2 separate regions of the Homo sapiens genome follow, and region 1 is linked to region 2. The links are chromatin loops, found by intact Hi-C in ENCODE. Cell type or tissue: chondrocyte. All regions are shown on one strand. Each heading gives the region's core, and the rest is flanking DNA. Links, peaks and the distances in the headings are about the cores only. Region 1 holds the start of PYGO1 (pygopus family PHD finger 1). Region 2 overlaps PYGO1 (pygopus family PHD finger 1).

Region 1 (10,285 bases), core at 1-8,000, 52 kb after region 2:
CATGTAATTGCTATATGTGTGTTAATAATTCATTTAAATTGCTATATGTGTGTATTTATACACATATGTATCTTAGCCTTATCCTAAGCAAGGTATTTGGTGACTCTTTTAATACATATAAAATAAATACACAACCATTAAAAAGGTCTGTCTCTATCACATCAGCAGATGGGAAACAGTTTGAAAAGCACTGCTCCAGAGTTTATGCCCTGCAAACACCACATCCTGCATGCAGTCTGATGATATAAATTACATTAAATAACAAAAAGCTCCAGGGCAATGAAGTTCAGCAGAATGGTGCTTCAGAAGAGCTAATCATAAAATATTCCAAAAAATTTTTTAATGAATGTTCTAATTATTACAAAATGACATTAAGAAAATTCTCCCCATAACATAAAAATACTGACTTTTTATTTTAAAAAGTGTTTTGTCTTTTATTCTGGTACTTAACTCTCAGAATATTCTTGAGCTGACACCGGAGCCAACCCCAATAGCTACGCCATAGAACTTAACAGCAGTTGGAACAAAATGAAGATATATCTGTGTTCTTGACCCACAATAAAACACTCATCCATTTTATTTAGAATTAAATTTGATTAGGACTGATAATTCAGTTCAAAGGTATAAACTTGATAGCTCTTTCTTTTCCTTTAACCCCAAAACAATTTATAATAGTAGGCAAAATTATACAGCACAAATATCAGGGGAATAATTGTATCTCAGGAAGGTCTATTCCTTAAAGGCTTTGGCAACTCACAACCACAAACAGAAAAAGACAATTAAAATATTTCACCAAATTAAAGGTTGTGCTGATATTAAGCCTTTAAAAACAATATTCTCTAAATTATGTTTTCTCTTAAATGGCTAAGAAAATCATTTTCTACCAAAATACTCTTGAGTGGATGTCTTTTGGATTGTGTGTCACAAGCTAGTTCTATACATGTTTAATTTCTAGTCACATTGAACAAAAACAAAAATGAATGACTGTGGTCCTTCATCTCTACATCACTTAAGTCAGCCGGAAATTTACCTTCCTACTTACTGATTTATAAAGCATTTTACCCTGTTTACCCTGTTTGGATGACTATTGCAATCACCTCCCTACTAGTCTCCCCTGCTTCAGCCTTTTCTCTACAGTCTATTCTCCGCACAGCAGCTTAAGATGCCCTGTTTAAAATGTCAGATCACTCACTCTTATGCTCAAAACTCTGCAGACCTTTTCTCAGAGTAAAAGCCAAAGTCTTTTAAATGGCACACCAGGCCCTCTAATACACAATCATCCTATAGCCGGCAGCATTAAGACTACTGAACGACTGTAATTTTACTATTAAAATGCTATAATTTAAAAATGTACTCTTAATGATATCTATCACCTTTGCTCACTTTTCAAGAATCAAATAATTCTTGATCCTACTCCTTAGCCCCTGTCACAGGACTCTTTCCTTGCTCACTTTGCTGCAGTTACAATAGCTTCTTTGCTGTTGATTGCACACACTGGGCATATTCCAGACACAGGGGCTTTGCATTTGCTGTTGCTTTTCAGAGACTGCTCTTCCCACGTGAATTCATATGGCCCTGGCTCTATCATTTCCTTTAGGTCTTTGCTCAAACATTATCTACCAGGTGAGCCCTTTCATGATCACCTTACATACAATCCATACTTCCCATCCCCACACATATTTCCTCTCCTCTATTCCTGTTTTGTTGTCCACCATACCACCTACGATTTGACATTCTGTATCTACTGTTTATCATTTGTTTATCCCACAAGAGGGTGAACTCCTACTGGATGAAGATTGTCTATCTGCTTTGTTCACTGCTGTATCCCAGTAACAAGAACAGTGTCTAGCACATAGTAGATGTTCAATAAATATTTGCTTAATGAACAGTGAGTACTACTCCAACTCTAGAACTTTCAGTCTTAACCTTATTAAGAGCTAAAAGGCATCCCCCAATTTCCGGGTGGCATTTGACTTTTGTGAACTTATATGCAGTATCTTTTGTTTGACACATGGTTCCCTCTGATTTTTCTTAGATGATAGTAACACGAAAGGAAAATTCCTAACCAGTGCGCAAGAAAGAAGAAAATCAACCATGCATAACACTGATTTTAGATAATATCTTATCCATAAACCAACAGAGAAAATGCCTTCTGAATTTGTAGCTTCTCCTCTTAAACCTACGGAAAATAAACTGAATATTTGTTGCCTTTGCCGGGGTGGGGGGGCGAGAAGGGGGCCAGGAGAGACGTGAAAGCCCAGGAGCCCTTCTTCAACAGCATCAACTCTTGTGTACTCCAACTTACTTTTTTTGAGGGGGTGGGCACCGTTCGAGGTCTCTGCCAGGGGGTGTCTGTTTTTCACCCTTTGAGGTGCCTATTGTGCTGTCTTGAGAACGAGGAGAGGTGGGTGAGGAGGGGGTAAGAAAGGATGCTGCTTGCGGCTCCAACTGCCTCCGAACACAAAGTCGGGAGGCGAGGGATCCGCGCGGATGTCTCGGGGGCCAGCGGGCGCCCGGGCCGCGCGCTCGGATCGCAGCCTCGGCCCCGGGGTGCCGGCGGGACGCGGGCTGCGCGGACTTAGGCCCGGACAGAGCCCCATGGCCTCCCGGCGGCCGGGCACGGGGCCCCGCGCACCTCACTCACCCCGGTTCCCCCAATCCGGCACCCTTCTCGGTTACCTCGAACTCTCTTCAGCGAAATGGGATCCTTCTCCTGTTCTGCTGACATTACAGACCGCAAAGCATGACTCCCCCCCAGGCCGCGGGAATTCGGTCTCTTTGATGCTGCGGCGGCGGCTCCTCCTCCTCGCGGGGCCGCTGCGGCTGCGAGGCAAGCCTCGGAGCCGAGGCACGGCCGAGGGCGGTGGGGACGCGGGCCGACTTTGCAAAGTTTGGGAGGAGGACGAGGCCTCGGGGCGGCGGGGCGGCGGGGCGGCGTGCGGGCACCGGCGGGGCTCAGCGGCGGTGGCCGGGAGCGCGGCCTGGGGGCGGCCCCCCACCCGGGGCCGGCATGTGCTGAGGGCGAGTGCGCCGCCGCCGCCGCCGCCTCCTCCCACTCCTTCTTCTTCGCCGCCGCCTCAGGAGCCGCTGACAGGGGAAGCAGGAGGCTCGCGGCCCGGCCCTGGCGGCACACTCACAGCGCCCTCTGAGGAGGAGGTCTGCTCTCTCGCCGCTCCCGAGTCGCAGACACAAAAGCCCCCAGACTGGAGCCGCCTGTAAAACCCGCTCTGGGGCGGGCGAGGGACGTGGCGCGGCCCCGCGGCTTCCCCGCCCTGAGCTCCCCAGCCCCGCGCGGGGACGGGCTTCGGGGGGCGGGGGCCGCTGCCTCGTCCCGCGGCGCCTCCCGCCACCGCCGCCGCCTCGCGCTCCGCCTCGGCCCAGCCCCCACGGCCCGCGCGCGCCTCTTGCTCCAAGCCGGGGCTCGCGGGCCCGCGGCTCTTGCAGCCCGGGTGGGCAGCGCGCGCCTAGGGGCCGCCCCGCCCCGCGCCCGGCGCTCCCTCGCCGACCGCCAGGCCCGAGAACGCCCGACCCCGCGGCCGACGCTACCGGGCCCAGCTTTCGCAAGGAAAGGGCATCTCCGAACTTCGTCGGAGGCCACAGCAGCAGGCGTCTCGGCCTCGCAGCTAGGGATCGGAAAGATGAACGTACCATGCGAGGAAACTTTGTAAGCGGGAGCTGGAGAGTTCTCGGCGGGCATGTGGGGATCCAGATTCCCCGACTCCGTGTCCGCGTGGCCGTGGTGTGGACACCTGTCTGTAGAATGCCTCCACTTGGTATTTTAACGACTTGACTCTTCAAGAAAGAGCGACGTAGAATAAATACCAGAAAGGACGGTGGGCGGGGGAGGGGGGAGCGTGGGTAGAAGCGGTGACGCGGCTGGATCTCATTTAGACGTTAAATTTTAGGAGGAACACCCCCAGTGTGATTGTAAATTAGATGTGATCACCGGTCCACATTCTTCAGTTGGGCTGTGTGACCGGAGGCGACTTAGGTAACCTCTCTGGGTCTCAGTTTTCTTGTCTATAAAAGGCAGTGGGGCTACATCTCGAAGGTCTCTTCTAGCTCCGACATTGTTTAACGCACTTCTACGAAATTGTTTTCCCTGGTTTTTGTTTTTTGTTTTTTGTTTTTGTTTTTGTTTTGCTAGGTTTTCTGGTTATCCACTGGGCTTATTTTGATGTAAGAATCACCGAAAAGCACTCATGAAGCGTGGGAGGACACAGAACTAGCTACAGACAGGAGTCTCGTCCTTCCGGAGACAGACACCCAACTCATTCAGCTGCACAGTGTCACAGAGAACAGATGTTAACATGAAGCCAATGTACAGCCTCAACAGCTGCATACCAGACAATCGCCACAGCGGCTGATCGTCGTTAAGACATAGCGTGGCCGGAGGCAAATGTTACCCTTTATCTAATAAGGGTGGTCTGGAATTATGGAATTCCTGATTAGAAGAGTCAGACTAGGACAGGCTAAGGAAAATATTCTTACAGGAAGCACTCTGAGGAGAAGGTTCCTCCTAACTAGAATGTAAGCGCCATGCAGGCAGGAATTTTGACTGGCTCACTGCTGTATCCTCTGGTACCTAATACTGAGTAACACATAGTAAGTGTTCGGGAAAATATTCATTGATGTATGAATAAAGAGATTTGAAGTGGCCCTGGGACGACTGGGGTGGCAGGGCTTTGGTAAGTGTAATAAAGCCGAAGCAAATGGTAATATAATAAAGCAGATTGGGGGCCGGGCGCGGTGGCTCACGCCTGTAATCCCGGCACTTTGGGAGGCCGAGGCAGGCGGATCATGAAGTCAGGAGATCAAGACCATCCTGGCTAACACGGTGAAACCCCGTCTCTACTAAAAATACAAAAAAAAAATTAGCCGGGTGTGGTGGCGGGCGCCTGCAGTCCCAGCTACTCGGGAGGCTGAGGCAGGAGAATGGCGTGAACCCGAGAGGCGGAGCTTGCAGTGAGCCGAGATCGCGCCACTGCACTCCAGTCTGGGTGACAGAGTGAGACTCTGTCTCAAAAAAAAAAAAAAAAAAAAATTAAAAATAAAGCAGATTGAATCTAATAATCTATGTTATAGGGTGGTTGGAGGAAAATTTGAAAGCACTTTGGTAAGTCAACAAAGAAATGAAGGCCAGCTGTGGTGGCTCACGCCTGTAAATCCCAACACTTTGGGAGGTTGAGGCGGGAGGATCACTTTAGCCCAGGAATTTGAGACCAGCCTGGGTAACAAAGCTAGACCCTTCTCTACAAAATAATTTTTAAAAATTAGCCAGGCGTGGTGGCACCGGCCTATAGTCCCAACTACTCAGGAAACTGAGGCAAGAAGATCCCTTAAGCCCAGGAGTTCAAGGTTGCAGTGAGCGATGATTACACCACTACACTTCATCCTGGTTAACAGAGCAAGCAAGACCCTGTCCCCCCTCCAGAAAAATATGGAAATGACATATTTTCATTTTATAACTCTTAGTGGAAGGAGAATGGTTCAGAAAAATCATTGCTAAGAGATTTTGAGTTCTTTATTGTAATTCCCTAAAGCTAGAGACTCAGAAATAGCATGAAAATCAAGAGAAATGAATTGGCTTCTTTTTAATGATTCATCAAGAATAAAAAGACCATCTTACTTGGGCATAGTCTTTTAAATCGATTTTACTTCCAAATCTTGATGGCTTCCTTGCACATAATCAGAATTACCTGGAGAGCATTCCAAAATTTCAGATTCCTAAGTCCCTCCCCAGATTTACTAGAGTCAGAATCCCTAGACGTCTGTTTTTAAAGGCTCTCTAGGTGATTCAAAAGCAATGAGCAGATTTGATGACTTGCATTTATCAGCCATTTGGTATAAAACATTGTCACCCAAAGATTGTATACAGAGATTGAGACAATGGTTCCTGTCCTTAAGAAGTTCACAGTTTAGGGCAGGAAGTAGAGGTTTAAGGTAACATGAACAATGCAAAATGCCAAGCACTGCAATAGACTTCCGTGTCAGCAGAGGACAGAAACCCTCCACTCAGCTTGGGAGGCAGGTAGCTGATGATGTTTTTAGGAGAGCCTTAAAAAGAACATATAGGAGGCCGGGCACAGTACCTCATGCCTGTAATCCCAGCACTTTGGGAGGCCGAGGTGAGTGAATCACGAGGTCAGGAGTTCAAGACCAGCCTGGCCAAGACGGTGAAACCCCGTCTCTACTAAAAACACACCAAAAAGCCAGGCATGGTGGTGGGTGCCTGTAATCCTAGCTACTCGGGAGGCTGAGGCAGAGAATTGCTTGAACCCAGGAGGCAGAGGTTGCAGTGAGCCAAGATTGTGCCACTGCATTCCAGCCTGGACGACAGAGAGAGACTCTGTCTCAAAAAAAAAAAAAAAAAAAAAAGAACATGTAGGAGTTGTTACCAGGGGTTGAGGATAAAGGTTAGGTAATGAGGAGTTACTGTTTAATGAGTACAGTATTTCAGTTTGGGATATTGAAAATTTTCTGGAGATGGATAGTGGTAATAGTTACACAACAATGTGAATGTAATTAATGCCACTAAATTGTATTTGATGGCTAAAATGGTAAATTTTATGTTATATGTATTTTACCATAAAATGGTTGAGGTGAGAACATGTAGAAAATAAAATGGATTGCAAGGGCAAATGGAGTCTTGTAATCAGAGGGAACAGAGTTTCCAAAGGACAAGAAGGGTGAAAACGTATGAATCTTTTGGAGACTGTAAGTAGTTAGGACTGGCTGGAGCATAAGGTACCTTTTGAGAAGTGGCAGGAGCTGATTTTGAGGAAGTAGACAAGAGGCCAGACCTCTGAAGGGCATTGCATGCCACACCAAGAATGTTTGATTTTATCCTGAAAGCAATGGAGAAACATTGATGAGTTTAAGCAGGTGAGTGACATGTTTAGGTCTGAATTTTAGAAAGATCATTCTGGCTACTAGGTGAAAGATGGATTAGAGAGGCACAGAACATTAGTATCTTAGTCTATTTGTGCTGCTATAACAGAGCACCACAGACTGGGTAATTTTTAAAGAACAGAAATGTATTCCTCACAGTTCTGGAGGGTAAGAACTCTTAAGATTAAGGTGCTGGCATCTGGTGAGAGCTGCTCTCTGCTTCCAAGATGGTGCTTTGAACACTATGTCCTCCGGAAGGAAGGAACACTGTGTCCTTACAAGGCAGAAGCTAGAAGGGCAAAAAAGAGCACATTCCCTTTATGAAGCCCCTTTAGAAGGGCACCTAATCCCATTCATGAGGGAGGAATCCGCATGGTCTAACCACCTCTTAAAAGCAACACATCCTGGCCAGGCGCGGTGGCTCACGCATGTAATCCCAGCACTTTGGGAGGCCGAGGCAGGCAAATCACGAGGTCAGGAGATCGAGACCATCCTGGCTACCATGGTGAAACCCCGTCTCTACTAAAAATACAAAAAATTAGCCAGGCGTGGTGGCAGGTGCCTCTAGTCCCAGCTACTCAGGAGGCTGAGGCAGGAGAATGGCGTGAACCCGGGAGGCAGAGCTTGCAGTGAGCCGAGATTGCGCAACTGCACTCCAGCCTGGGCGACAGAGCAAGACTCTGTCTCAAAAAGAAAAAAAAAACCAACACCTCCTAACACTATCATATTGTCAACACCTGAATTTTGGAGCAGATACATTCAAATCATACCAATTAGAAATTATAATGTAGCCAACAAGCATATGAAAAAAAGCTCAACATCACTGATCACTAGAGAAATGAAAATCAAAACCACAATGAGATACCGTCTCACACCAGTCAGAACAGCTATTATTAAAAAGTCAAATTTATACTCCCACCAGCGGTGTATAAGCATTCCTTTTTCTCTGCAACCCCAGAACTACCATTTGACCCAGCAATCTCTTTACTGGGTATATACCCAAAGGAAAATAAATCATTCTGTCATACAGACACATGCACACATATGTTCATTGCAGCACTGTTCACAATAGCAAAGACATGGAATCAACCTAAATGCCCATCAATGATAGACCAGATAAAGAAAATGTGGTACATATACACCATGGAATACTACGCAGCCATAAAAAGAACAAGACCATGTCCTTTGCAGGAACATAGATGGAGTGTAGGCCATTATCCTTAGCAAACTAACACAGGAACAGAAAACCAGACACCACATGTTCTCATTTATGAGTGGGAGCTAAATGATGAGAACACATAGATACATAGAGGGGAATAAGAGACACTGGGGCCTACCAGGTGGTGGAGGGTGGGAGGAGGGAGAGGATCAGAAATAATAACTGTTGGGTACTAGGCTTAATACCTGGCTGATGAAATAATCTGTACAACAAACCCCCATGACACAGGTTTACCTAAATAACAAAACTGCACATGTACCCCTGAACTTAAAAGTTAAAAAAATTAAAAAAGGAAATTATAGAGAAAATGAGGTAAGAGATGGATGAGGGCCTTCTACATTGAAGTGGGGTAGTGGAGAGGAAGCATAAGGAATGGTGGTAACAACTGACAACGTGGTAATTGTTTAGATGGGGAAGGTGAAGGACAAATCAGGAATTTGCTCCCAGACTTGTTTTAGGTGACACAGAATACAGGGAGACATTTGATGGTGGTAATAGTTGGTGAAGTGGGATGATGATGAGCTTAGTTTCGGACACCTGAGTCTGCGATGTCTCTCTTAAAAATACAAAAAATTAGCCGGGCGTGGTGGCGGGCACCTGTAGTCCCAGCTACTCAGGAGGCTGAGGCAGGAGGACAGCGTGAATCCTGTAGGCGGAGCTTGCAGTGAGCCAAGAACGCGCCACTGCACTCCAGCCTAGGCGACAGAGCAAGACTCAAAAAAAAAAAAAAAAAAAACAGGCAATGAACTGGATTTGGCCCACACATGGTAGTTTGCTGACCCCTGGGCTAGAACATGGGCTATATAAAGGACTCTGGAGCTCAGATGACAGGCCTAGGCTGCAGATACACATGAAGGAGACATTACCTAAGAATGGATAAACTCATCAAGGACCAAAGAAAAATAAGAGCCAAGAACAGAATGCAAGGAAATGATGACAGTTTAAAAGGTTAACAAAGATAGAGGAGGCTGTAAAGGAAATCATGAAAGAATGACAAAGAAAACAGGACTGTTAGGGCAATAAAGAAAAGGAAGAAACAGTATCACATGCTGCGGAAAGAAGTACTCATTTCTATCATCAGTCATCCTTGGCCTGGCATCTACTGAACTTTTTGGTTTTCTTATATTTTAAAGTATTGATTTTATAGTCTGCTTTTAATATTTTTCATCTCAAATTTTGCATGTTTTTATTGTGGATGGTTGCGTGATGCAATGTTTAAGCACTCAGCCTCTAATCTAAGTTGGTTTCGATTAACATGTACACTTTAAAAAAAAAAAGGAAAATATTTCTGTAAGTTCTATTTTAAAACATTTGCAATCACAGATTTGTATTACATTGAATGGAAATAAAAATCAAATCCAATCTAGATGTTTGGAAGTTTTGCAAATTGGTTTGAATCCTTTCATGTTGTAATTGAAGCTGCAGCCAGTTTAGCAAACTCTAGCCATCGGCCAATCATATCCAGGAGCCTTTCGTTGACAAATATAGTGCTATCAAAAGCTCAAAGTTGAGGGCAATAACAACAGCAAACTTTGGAAGATGGTTTGTATTAATCAGGATTCCATCAGGACACAAGGGGCACACAGTTTGAATGGAGAAAGTTTAATATAAAGGATTATTAACTATACCAAGGGATTGAAGTAGTAAGGGATTAGTATGAAGTGAAGTGAGGGACAGTATGAAGTAAAGAGAATGCTAAAGTATTTGAGAAAAACAGATATAAGGAGCAGGCACTATCCTTAAAACTAAGATAAAGCACCTAAAGAAGAGGTCCCCCTCCTCTCCAGGCTAAGATCCTGACCTTACCGGTGAGTGCACAGCTGCGGCTCACTGGATGCCAGAGAAGCTGCTGTGGTGCTACCTTCTGAGGGGAGTGCCAAAGGAAGATGCCCTGGGTGCTGCCGGCATTGCAGAGCCTGGCACTGATGTTGCCAGCACTGCAGGACCTGGAAGGAGGCTATGAATGCTGCAGAAACCCGTTCAGAGGAACAACCGAAACAGGAAGGAAAGCAAAAGCCCCTTACTCTTATAATGTCTCTCCAGCACCTTCTACTGACAAAGTTTAACATCATGCCAGCTGGCAAAGGCAAAATATTAATATTTAGAGTCCAGCTCCATTTTTGCAGAGCAGGCAAGGAAGGATAAATTTGGAGTTGAGAGGCAATAAATTTATTA
Region 2 (10,689 bases), core at 1,793-9,792:
AACAAAGAGTATTAAGGTATGTTTCAAGGCTAAAAGGAAGAAAAGGAAGAAAAAAAAGTCTCAAAATGCATTTTGAACCTAAGCTACTCAGTTACATCCTCCCAGCCCCGATCCCTGGCAACCACTGAACTGAATTCTTTTCTTATTGTTTTGTCTTTTTCAGAATGTTATATAAGGAAATCATGTAGTATGAACCCTTTCGTTTTCTTCTTATTTAGCTCAATGCTTTGGAGATCCGTCTGTGCTGTTGTGTTTCATGCATTCTTTTTTTTTACTAAGTATTATATGATATACATGTACAAAGAGTCGTTTGTCCATTCTATAGTTGGTAGACATTTTGGTTGTTTCCAGTTTTTGGTAATTATGAATAAAACTGCTATAAACATTCAGGAGTAAATACTTAAAAATATAATTGCTGGGCCATATGATAGGTTTAAGTTTACTAATGTTATAAGAAACTACTAAACTACTTCAAAAGTACAAATTTTACATTTCTACCAGCAATGTATAAAAGTTTCCATTACTCTGCATATTCACCAGGACTGGGTATCAGTAGTTTTGTGGGCTTTTAAAACATTTTATTAAATCTAGTAGTTGTCTATTTGTACCTCACTACAGTTTTAATTTGCATTTGTCTGGTGACCAGTGATGTTAAGCATCTTTTCATGTGCTTATTTGTTTCACTCTTCGGTGATATGTCTGCTACATGTGTGTTATGTATTCTGGATACAAGAATCCTTTATGAGATATGTGCTTTTCAATTATTTTATTTTATTGTATGTTTGTCTTTTCATCCTTCACAATGTCTTTTAAATAATAGAAGTTTTGTGATAAAGCTCAGTTTAACAACATTTAAAATATTTGTTTGAGTCTTAACTAAGAAATAGTTTTCTAACCTAACACACAAAGCTTTTTGATTTTCTTCTAGAAATGTTATGGTTTTAGGTCTTAAATGTAGATCTGTGTTTCATTTTGAGTTAAATTTTTATATGATACCAAGTATAGGTCCAGGCTCATTTTTTCACATATGGTTGTCCAATTGTCTCGTATCATGTGTTTAAAAAGTGTACCCTTTCTCCATTGAATTATCTTGGCAATGTTTTCAGAAATCAATAGACTATATATATATAGACAGTCTCTCTCTCTATATATAGACATATATATATAATATGTGGGTCAAAGCAATTACAAACAAGAAGAAATATCTTTTATATTTACCTTCATTTTTACTACTTCCAACACTATTCATTTTTTGGTGTGGATACAAGTTTCTCTGCAATATAATCCTTCTGCCTGAAGAACATCCTTTTTTTCAGACTTCTCAAAAGAAGAATTATTTATTTCTTTTCGTGTGTGTGTGTGTGTTTTATTTCCATAGGTTTTTGGGGAACAGGTGGTATTTGGTTACATGAGTAAGTTCTTCAGTGGTGATTTGCGAGATTTTGGTGCGCCCATCACCCGAGCAGCATACACTGAACCCAATTTGTAGTCTTTTATCCTTGACCCCCTTACCACCCTTTCCCCGAGTCCCCAAAGTCCATGTGTCATTATTATGGCTTCACATCCTCATAGCTTAGCTCCCACTTATGAGAACATACGACGTGAAGAACATCCTTTAATCTTTCTGGTAGCACAGGTCTGCTTGCAACAAATTCTCAGCTTTTGTTTGCCTTGGCTGAGCTGGGTTTGGGTTTTGTTGTTGGTAGAGCTGTCTTTAGTGCAACACAAACTTCAGATTCCTCTACAGGTGTGCTACTAAGGTCTTGTGCTTAGGGGAGAGGCACAGGACCTGTGTCTCAGTAGTGGGACTTCCTCATTATTCTTTTCCTTCCTCTCATGGCCACCAGCTCTGCCTTATCTTTGTGATTGGTCTAGGGACACAGTTTCCTACCCCCTTCCAGGACTTCCTCTCATAATCTGCTTGATATCAATGAAGCCTCCTTTGCCCAAGAAATTCCCTGTCCTTCCTACAGTGGCAAAGAGTTTTTTCCTTTACCCTTCCTCCCTTACCATTCCAGCAGCAATGGATCTTTGCCTTTGTTCTGGTATTGGGATAGTTTCCTATCTGTTACCAAGAAGCAAACAAGCTTTTCTTCTGGCCCTCCCCTAAAAACAATAATTCTTTGCCTGTGTCCAGGGACAAAAGAGTTTGATGATCCTCCCCAATGTTTTAAGACTTTTGATTTGTAGGAGAGAAGGGGTTAGAAAATTGCACTTTATGCCTGTCGCCAAGAATCTACTAATCACATGAACATTTGAACCACTGCTGTGGGTGGTGGGTGAGGGGGATTTCTTCAGTCTTCTCTCCTGCCCCCAGTCATTTTCTTGAGCATCCAGTGAAGGCCTACAAGGGAGTGCAAACTCACTTGGTGTCTGAGGCCCCCACCTATGACAAACTGACACACTAACCCATATATGGCCTTTAAAACAATTTAGTTGATTTCTTCTTTCCCATTGATATGATGGCCACCTTTCTCTTCCACTTTGCTAAATGTGAAATCGTTAATGTGCTTTCTCTCCTTGGAGAATCTTGTTTCTCTTTGCTATTCAGATTACTTGATTGCCTTTAAAATTAGCTCTATGATGGTTTTAGAAAAAGTCATGGTTTTGTGGATTATCCAGCTTTTTCTCATGGTTAGAGTGGAAATGAGGTTCTTTGCAGTTTTCTATATCCTAAACCTACCCCTGTGGTTTTGATGTGTAGTATTTAAGTTGTCTTTAAGGTATAAATGTTACATAACTTTCCTTCTGATGAATTAAGTACTAAAGAGTTTACCTTTTTTTTTTTTTTTTTTTTTTTTGATGGAATCTCGCTCTGTCACCAGGCTGGAGTACAGTGGCATGATCTTGGCTCACTGCAACGTCTGCCTCCTAGATTCAAGTGATTCTCCTGCCTCAGCCTCCCGAGTAGCTGGGACTACAGGTGCCTGCCACCACACCTGGCTAACTTTTATATTTTTAGTAGAGACGGGGTTTCACCATGTTTGCCAGGATGGTCTCAATCCGAGGCAGGCGGAACATGAGGTCAAGAGTTTACTTTCATTTTCTAAACATACATAGTTTTTTTTCATTATCTTTTGGTCAGACAACATAGTCTGCATACTACCTAGTCAATAGTATTCTGTTATAGCAGCCTAAGTGGACAAAAATATATATTAAAAATAATTTTAAAAAATTTGATGCTTGGACTATCATTTTCTGAAAGAAATTTGTTTTAAAATCTTAAGCAATTGCTGCTTATTTCTCCCTATAATTCTCTGTGATTGTATCTTCTGCTTTATATATGTTGAGGCTCTTTTGCAATCATACATGTCCATGATTATTTTATCATTTTGGTGGGGTTTTAAAAATATTTATAAAATGTTTTCTTGGGTGAAAATGGGGGCAAGGTGGCCAACTAGATGCAACCAGATGGAACAGCTGCCACTGAGGGACTGAGATGACTGTTATACTCCTAACAGATCTTCAGAGGGAAGGCACCAGAATGAACAAAGGGAAGACACAGAAGCTAGGCTGAAGCAGGAGGAAGCTGGGAGCCCTGCATGGGGCTACTATGCACCAGGACTCATTCCTGGCCCTCAGAAACTCTGAGGGAACAGGTAAGTTGAACTGGTAAGGAGCAACCCACTCTCACTGCGTGCCTCTGGAATCCTGGCAGGAGACCCCCTGACCACCAAGGACCCTTGAGTTGGCAGGGATAGCTGCTCAGAGAACTGGTAGGGGCAGCACGTCTGCTGAAGAGGAGCCCAGAGGGTTTGGTGTGGGAGCATCTGTAGCGAAGCATGGCCAGGATAACCCATCTCTCTAGGCTCAACATGCTCCCATAGGAGACTTTAGCCCTAGAGGAAGTGTTGGACCTGAACTCTGTTACGTGGTCTTGCCCATCAGACAGGCCGGTCTGACATGAGCATCCGTTGGTCTGCTGGCCCCTCCTGGGGCCCAGGCCTGATTGAGCCTGCCTGTCAAACAGCCTTGGGTGTCCTGGGGGCTCACATCATAGTTTCTGTGCTGGTGGACCATGCCTGACCATCAAGAGAACTACAGCAGGACAGCCCCCACAGCCACACACCAGGCCACCCACTCCCTCCCTACACGCTGTTTTGCCTGGCCCACAGCAACCCCCCACATTGCTTTGCTGGCATGCCCTTGCACCAACACTGCCATGGGAATGAAACTAGGCACAGAGACCAGCGGAACCTCCCCCGACTTGAGTGACCACCCCTGCCTGTGGTGCACAGAGAACACATACAGATTGCGCCTGCCTGCACCCCATTCTAACACTACCACCAGCCAACCGCACACATAGTCACCAGCAGGGGCCCCTGGAAGCTGTACTCCTTCGCCACTGTGGTGAATGCCTGCACAAAGGCAGGCACCCCAGCACCTGCTACATCCTGCTGCAGCGGATGGGTGTGCCCCCACCATGCTGCCACTATGCCACTACTGCTGCTGCTGCTGGCTCATGTGAACAAGGTGCCCAGCCTGCTATATTTCTTTGATTAGTATTTTTCTGGTATACTTTTTTCTATCTTTTTTTTTTTTTTTTTTGAGATGGAGTCTTGCTCTGTTGCCCAGGCTGGAGTGCAGTAGCAAGATCTCGGCTCACTGCAACCTCCGCATCCCAGGTTCAAGCGATTCTCCTGCCTCAGCCTCCCGAGTAGTTAGGATTACAGGTGCATGCCACCACCCCCGGCTAATTTTTGTATTTTTAGTAGAGACGGGGTTTCACTATGTTGGTCAGGCTGCTCTCAAACCCTTGACCTCAGGTGATCCGTCCACCTTGGCCTCCCAAAGTGCTGGGATTACAGGCGTGAGCCACCGCACCCGGCCTGCTATATTTCTTTGATTAGTATTTTTCTTTTTCCTATTATTTTCCTATTATTTTCCTATTACAGGTGTGAGCCACTGCACCTAGCCCCTTCATTTCTTAATTGCACTTACCCTTTTACTGTCTGTATCATTAGAATAAAAACCTCATGAATAGTGATTTTTGTCTGTTTGATTTACTGCTATAGTTCTAGCATCCAGAAGAGCGCCTGAACATATTAAGACAGTAAAATATTGAATGGATTAATGTCTACTTATTTGGGTTTCATCATTTCTATTTTATTGTTTAGCTTACTTTTCAAAGTCCTAAGCAAACTTATTTAAAGTTTCAGTTTATTCCATTATTTTCATCTTGAGTGGACTGAAATTTCAAAAGGTATTGATTTGCTGGTTTTCCTGTCTTCAGATCTCATGTGTTCAGAAATTTTGATTCGCAGTGTCTTTTTTGTTCCCTTCATTTATCTTTCTTTCCTCTGGGTTCATCCTTTTCTTTCTAGCAATTTTGGGTTGCCTCCAACTTGTGTCTTAGGGACCCCAATTCAGCGAGGTGTTACATGCTAATTCACTGCTTCAATTCTTTCTTCATATTGTAAACCAGTTACCAACTCTGTACATTTTAAAAACTGCGTATTTCTACCCCCTTAGCCCTGCATCTTCCTATAAATTAGAGCCCCAGGTATCAGTTGAAGGTAGGTTTCAGTTTTTAGCTTCCTTTCACAAGTGGTACAGCAGCGGAGAGAAATCCCAGCTCAGCACCGGCTTAAAGCAGTGCTATGCTTGCCTCCATTTTCATTCCTGATATTTCTGCCTACCATTAAAAAAAAAAAAAAAATCAGTTTTGGCCGGGCACAGTGGCTCATGCCTGTAATCTCAGCACTTTGGGAGGCTGAGGCAGGCGGATCACTTGAGGTCAGGAGTTCAAGACCAGCCTAGCCAACATGGTGAAACCCCGTCTTTACTAAAAATACAAAAATTAGCTAGGTATGGTGGCATGCGCCTGTAATCCCGGCTACTCAGGAGGCTGAGGCACGAGAATTGCTTGACCCTGGGAGGTGGAGATTGCAGCGAGCCAAGATCGTGCCACTGCACTCTAGCCTGGGTGATAGAACAAGTTTCCATCTCAAAAAAAAAAAAAAAAAAAAAAAAAAAAAAAATCAGTCTTGTCAGAGGCTCAGTTTTTTTTTTTTTTTTAGACAAGGTCTTGTTCTCTTGCTCAGACTGAAGTGCAGCGGCATATCAAGGCCCACTATAGCCTCAACTCCTGGGCTCAAGCAATACTCCCACCTCAGCCTCCTGAGCAGCTGAGACCACAGGTGTGCACCACCACACTTAGCTAATTAAAAAAATTTTTTGTAGACAGAGTCTCCTTATGTTGCCCAGGTTGATCTTGAACTCCTGGGCTTAAGTGATCCTCCCACCTTGGCCTCCCAAAGTGTGGAATTACAGGCATGAGCCACCGCTCTGGGCCTCATCTTTATTGTTTAAATAACCTATTTATGGTCTTCTTATTCCTTCTAGTGTTTTCCTATTTTATTTCTTATTATTTCCTTCCTTCTACTTTCAAGTTTTTTGTTGTTGTTGTTTTCTTAGTCTCTTGAGATCAACTTAGCTCATCATACTTTGGACTTAAAAATAATCTAAAGCTATATATTTCCCTTTTAGCACTGTTATTGCATCTCATGTTTTAAGATGTTTAGACCTCATTACCTTGTCAGATTAGAATTTCCTACTGCAAGTTTCTGCTTGAGAACTCAGAGTCAGGCAGGCTACTGCTTCACCATGGCTCATGCTTTCTTTCTGTACAATATTACTTGTCCTTGGATTTAGCATGGTTTTGAGTTCAATTTTATCTTTTCATATTTATCACTGCTATATGTTTAAAACAGAGGGAGTAACTTAGAGCATCAATGTTATTTGATAAGAATTCTCTCTATATATATCTTCTCTCTCCTTCAGCGAGATACACATATTTTTATTTTTTCCTATTAAATTTGAAATGTCACGCATTCAAATTTTATCTTGAGATTTCATCTTATCACTTCTTACCTATAATGTCAAGCTTTCATCAGTTGACACATTATTTTATTCAGCCTCTTTTTATGTAACAGACTCAAGGCAACTGATGATTGTTTCAAGGAAACTAGAGGTCTTATCATTCAAGAAAGTTTGTTCTTTTTTTCTTTTCTTTTTTTTTTTTTTTTTTGAGACAGAGTCTCGTGAGTCTCGCTCCGTCGCCCAGGCTGGAGTGCAGCGGCACAATCTCAGCTCACTGTCACTGCAACCTCTGCTTCCTGGATTCAAGTGATTCCCGTGCCGCAGCCTCCCGAGTAGCTGGAATTACAGGCGTGAGTCACTGCACCCAGCCACAAGTTTGTTCTTAATATTTGCTACAGTGGTGTCTCTGCCCCAGGGGTCATTAAGCTGCTGAAGTTGTAAAACTCTTCTCCAAATAATTTTTACTAACAGAACTGAAGTCACAAACTGTTAAAATCAAAGTAAATATGTCATGCTCACAATTTCTTAAGGAAATCCAGGACTCAGTTTTCTGAATAGACTTCACAGAAAAAATATGTATACAGCAAGGCCTGACTAAAAATACTGGTTCTCTCCTTAGTATAAAATTACACTGATAAATTGTAGGCTATTCCCTGCTTGATGTTATACTGGACATCTCCCACCCAAAGCCAAGATTCTCACACCTACTTGTCCTGATGAAAGTCAAACGCTTTAAAAAGTTATTTTTCTCTTTAAAAACTAGCTTTATTTAAAAGAATCTGAACCATAATAACACTATAGGAAACAAACTTACAATACATATTATTCAAGAAAGCCTGCCATACATCATTTCTACTAATGGTAGGTCTATATACTGATAAACAACATTCCTTATACAACGCACAAATAACATTAAGCATTATCCCTGAAAAGAATGGCCAACAATAACATGGACTGTCTTGACAGCAGAACGTCTACTTGTCTTCTTACTTATCTATAGAATAAAAAAACTAAAATGTAGATGACAAATTAAACTCTTCCAATTTTAAATTCTAGCATGGTTTTTGGGGAAGAAGGGAATGGGATCAGAAGACGCAAATTGTGTTAAATATCTCAAAAAGAAAAAGGAGAATTGGCTTACCATTATTTAAGTAGTTACTATGAAGTAATTCAGAATTGAGAATGTATTTAACACTTGGAAGCCCTTAAAGAGTCAAACTTTCCATTATCTACTATATTCAATCAGTTATCAAGCCAATTTCATTTGTCTGAGAATTGTAACCTGGTCATTAACCAAAAAAAAAAATAAACAATTTGGGGTAATCTAGTCATTTCATACTTTATTTAAATTTTTCCACAAAGCAGTTCATGAATTAATAATACTTCTTTAGACGTCTATGATCTAAATAGAAACAGACTCAGTTCTAAAAGAATGTATGTGAAAATAGCAGACAAAAATAAATCCCTAACATGTAATACTAAATTTTTAACATAAAATATAGAACTATGAAAATTTTGGGCATTCAAGTCAAATATAATAGGATTATGATACAGTATGGTATCTAGCGTTTTAAAAAATATTAAGTCTGAATCAGATTTATTGCTATATCAATCCTATCAATAGTCCACAATCAAAAGTACAAAATATACCATAACCATGCCGAATATGATGCAGTATAGAGATATCATTAACATAACATAGGTAGACATTTTGTAATATACATCACTGACATAGTAAAACCTTATTAAGGATAATTTAAACTGATATGTCTAAAATTTGAATTTTTAAAAAGATATGCAGTTTAAGCACTCACAAGCCTTCATTTTTTTCTTTCAAGTGTATGATTTCAAATGTACAAATTTGCATTGGCCAAGTATTACTTATTACAATTCTTTTGGGTACTTGTCTTAATGACAAAATAAGAATGCTTTTAAATTACTATTCTTAAGTAAACACCTCTAAATAAAAAGCTTAAAAATTTGCCTTCAAGATGAAACATTTTTCTTTAAAATCGTGATTATAACCTTTATTACCAAATCCTTTCATTAGGTAGTACCAAGTAAACAGCATTCAAGTCCTTGAATCAATGGCTAAAAATTCCAGGTAAATTAGAGGAGTCTTACGGTATCTTAATCATGTCTAAATAAATGAAGATAAATATTACAGTACTACTTATTTTGGTTATGATGAAGTGAATGATGTCTTTTTTGGTTGGGAAATATCAGCACAAGTTAAAAGTTACTATATAATTTTAGTAGTATGTGCTAAAAAATCCTAATATGCACTGCCATTTAAGGTAATTATTTAGTAAAGTATACCTGTAAGTGGAAAATAAAAATTTTAAGATTTATTGTATTACAAGTGTCATGAGTTGGTAACACTAAAATTTACTCCTCTCCCATTTGAAAGACATCAGGCCATCTATTAATCCATAAATATTGATGTTTCACATACTTCATAGAGTAGCTTAAAACATACCAGCATAAGAAATAATTAGTATTACATAGTAATTTCCTTTGCCATAGGAATAAATGTTGGACAAAGTCTGGAAACATTTTTTTTTCCAATTTGAATTACAGTAATTTTGCCACAGACCACAGCACTAGTGCATGTGTTACTTTAGACATGTTCTAAGAACAAAACAAAAAGTTACTGCAAAAATACATGTCACCAATGTGGAACACACTCAGATTTGTATAAAAGTACTGAACTAATATCCCAAAAAGAGGTATATGTAAACAGTACATAAGGAAGAAATAGTTTTAATATGAAACAATCATTTAAGTCACATACATCATGATAAGAAGCAGGACTTTCTTTTATAAAAGATAATATTTTGACAAACAAGCAACATCATCTACACATCTACAGAACAAGAAAGGTACAGGTATTTAGAATAAGTTTTAATATAATTGCAAGTAATGTATTATTGACAAAATATGACAAAGATGCTTATCCACTGAGTTTCATCAAAAGTTTTAAATTAAATACAGGCAGCTCTGATGTATTAACGCCTGGCATATACATGGCCACAGTCTTTCCTTCATTTCCCCTATACCACTTGTCTTGGGAGATGTTAATGCTATCCCTAGCCTCTTTGCTCCAGGGGTGCTTCCAAATTCCCATCACTGTACCATAAGTTGGAAGATGCAGATGTGACTTTTATAATGCTCTACTGGATGGAACAATAAGCTACTAAAAATTAGAAATGAGAAGAAAATCTCTAAGTTCAGAATTAGAGGAGAGGAAGCTGTGAAAAGTCACAACAGCCTAAAGGAAACTGGAAGTACCCTCAGACAGTACCAGCTAATTCACTAAATGTACTGCTTCCCATGGTATCTGAAATGCGGTCATATTGTCTGAAATGTTAGATATTAAAGATTCATTCTTAATAAACATACTTTTTTAAAAAAGAAATTTAATGACACTTTTCCCACTATCTTCATTCATACCTTAGTAGAAAATGCTTTTCTCTTAAAGTCTAGCCAACTACTACTGCCACACAAAGACACAGGATTTCTGATGGGAGGAAAGATATAAAATGTTGAAGCACAGAGCACCCAGGAGAGGAAAAGCCAAGGCTGCTTATACATTTCACCAGAGTTTAGCATGGTAAGGGGGCAAATGCAAAGAAACCCACACCAAAGAACTTAACCTCCTAATCACATCAGGAAAAAGACAAGACCTCTGCTTCTTTCTCCCTCCTACACTGATTGATTGGTTTCCTAAAGAAAACTGAGAGTTCAGCATGATACTATTAACTAGATTATGGTCTAAATGAGCCTTTAGGAGCTTCCCTATTGTGTAGAGTTCCAAGCCACTATTTACAAATGAACTTAGGGAGCCTGATGCCTTTAAATTTTTTT

What was found. Hi-C counts contacts between places; a loop is a spot of excess contacts. Peaks named below come from ENCODE experiments on the same cell type or tissue, not always from the same donor. Only the 100,000 strongest peaks of a DNase experiment are listed, where the experiment ranks them.
Region 1: it touches region 2 in a loop (2.0-fold over the local background); 10 of 110 quality-filtered maps call a loop at or near these places.

The regions. Positions count from the first base shown.
Region 1 is chr15:55,585,156-55,595,440 of GRCh38, forward strand. PYGO1 (pygopus family PHD finger 1) reads right to left here and starts at 3,190. Exons shown (of 3, transcript NM_001367806.1): 1 at 2,680-3,190. The coding sequence starts at 2,728. It overlaps LOC124903497 (a long non-coding RNA gene), which reads left to right and starts at 3,395. Exons shown (of 2, transcript XR_007064647.1): 1 at 3,395-3,664; 2 at 4,148-6,642. RefSeq lists silencers at 2,962-3,011, 3,092-3,211. In chondrocyte, for the core only: a CTCF peak has its summit at 3,177; DNase peaks (open chromatin) are centred at 2,800, 3,116 and 3,625.
Region 2 is chr15:55,531,319-55,542,007 of GRCh38, forward strand. It overlaps PYGO1 (pygopus family PHD finger 1), which reads right to left. Exons shown (of 3, transcript NM_001367806.1): 3 at 7,566-10,689. Among named protein-coding and RNA genes, the nearest start is that of DNAAF4, 28 kb to the left of the region's middle. In chondrocyte, for the core only: no CTCF peak of the experiment used is centred there; no DNase peak of the experiment used is centred there.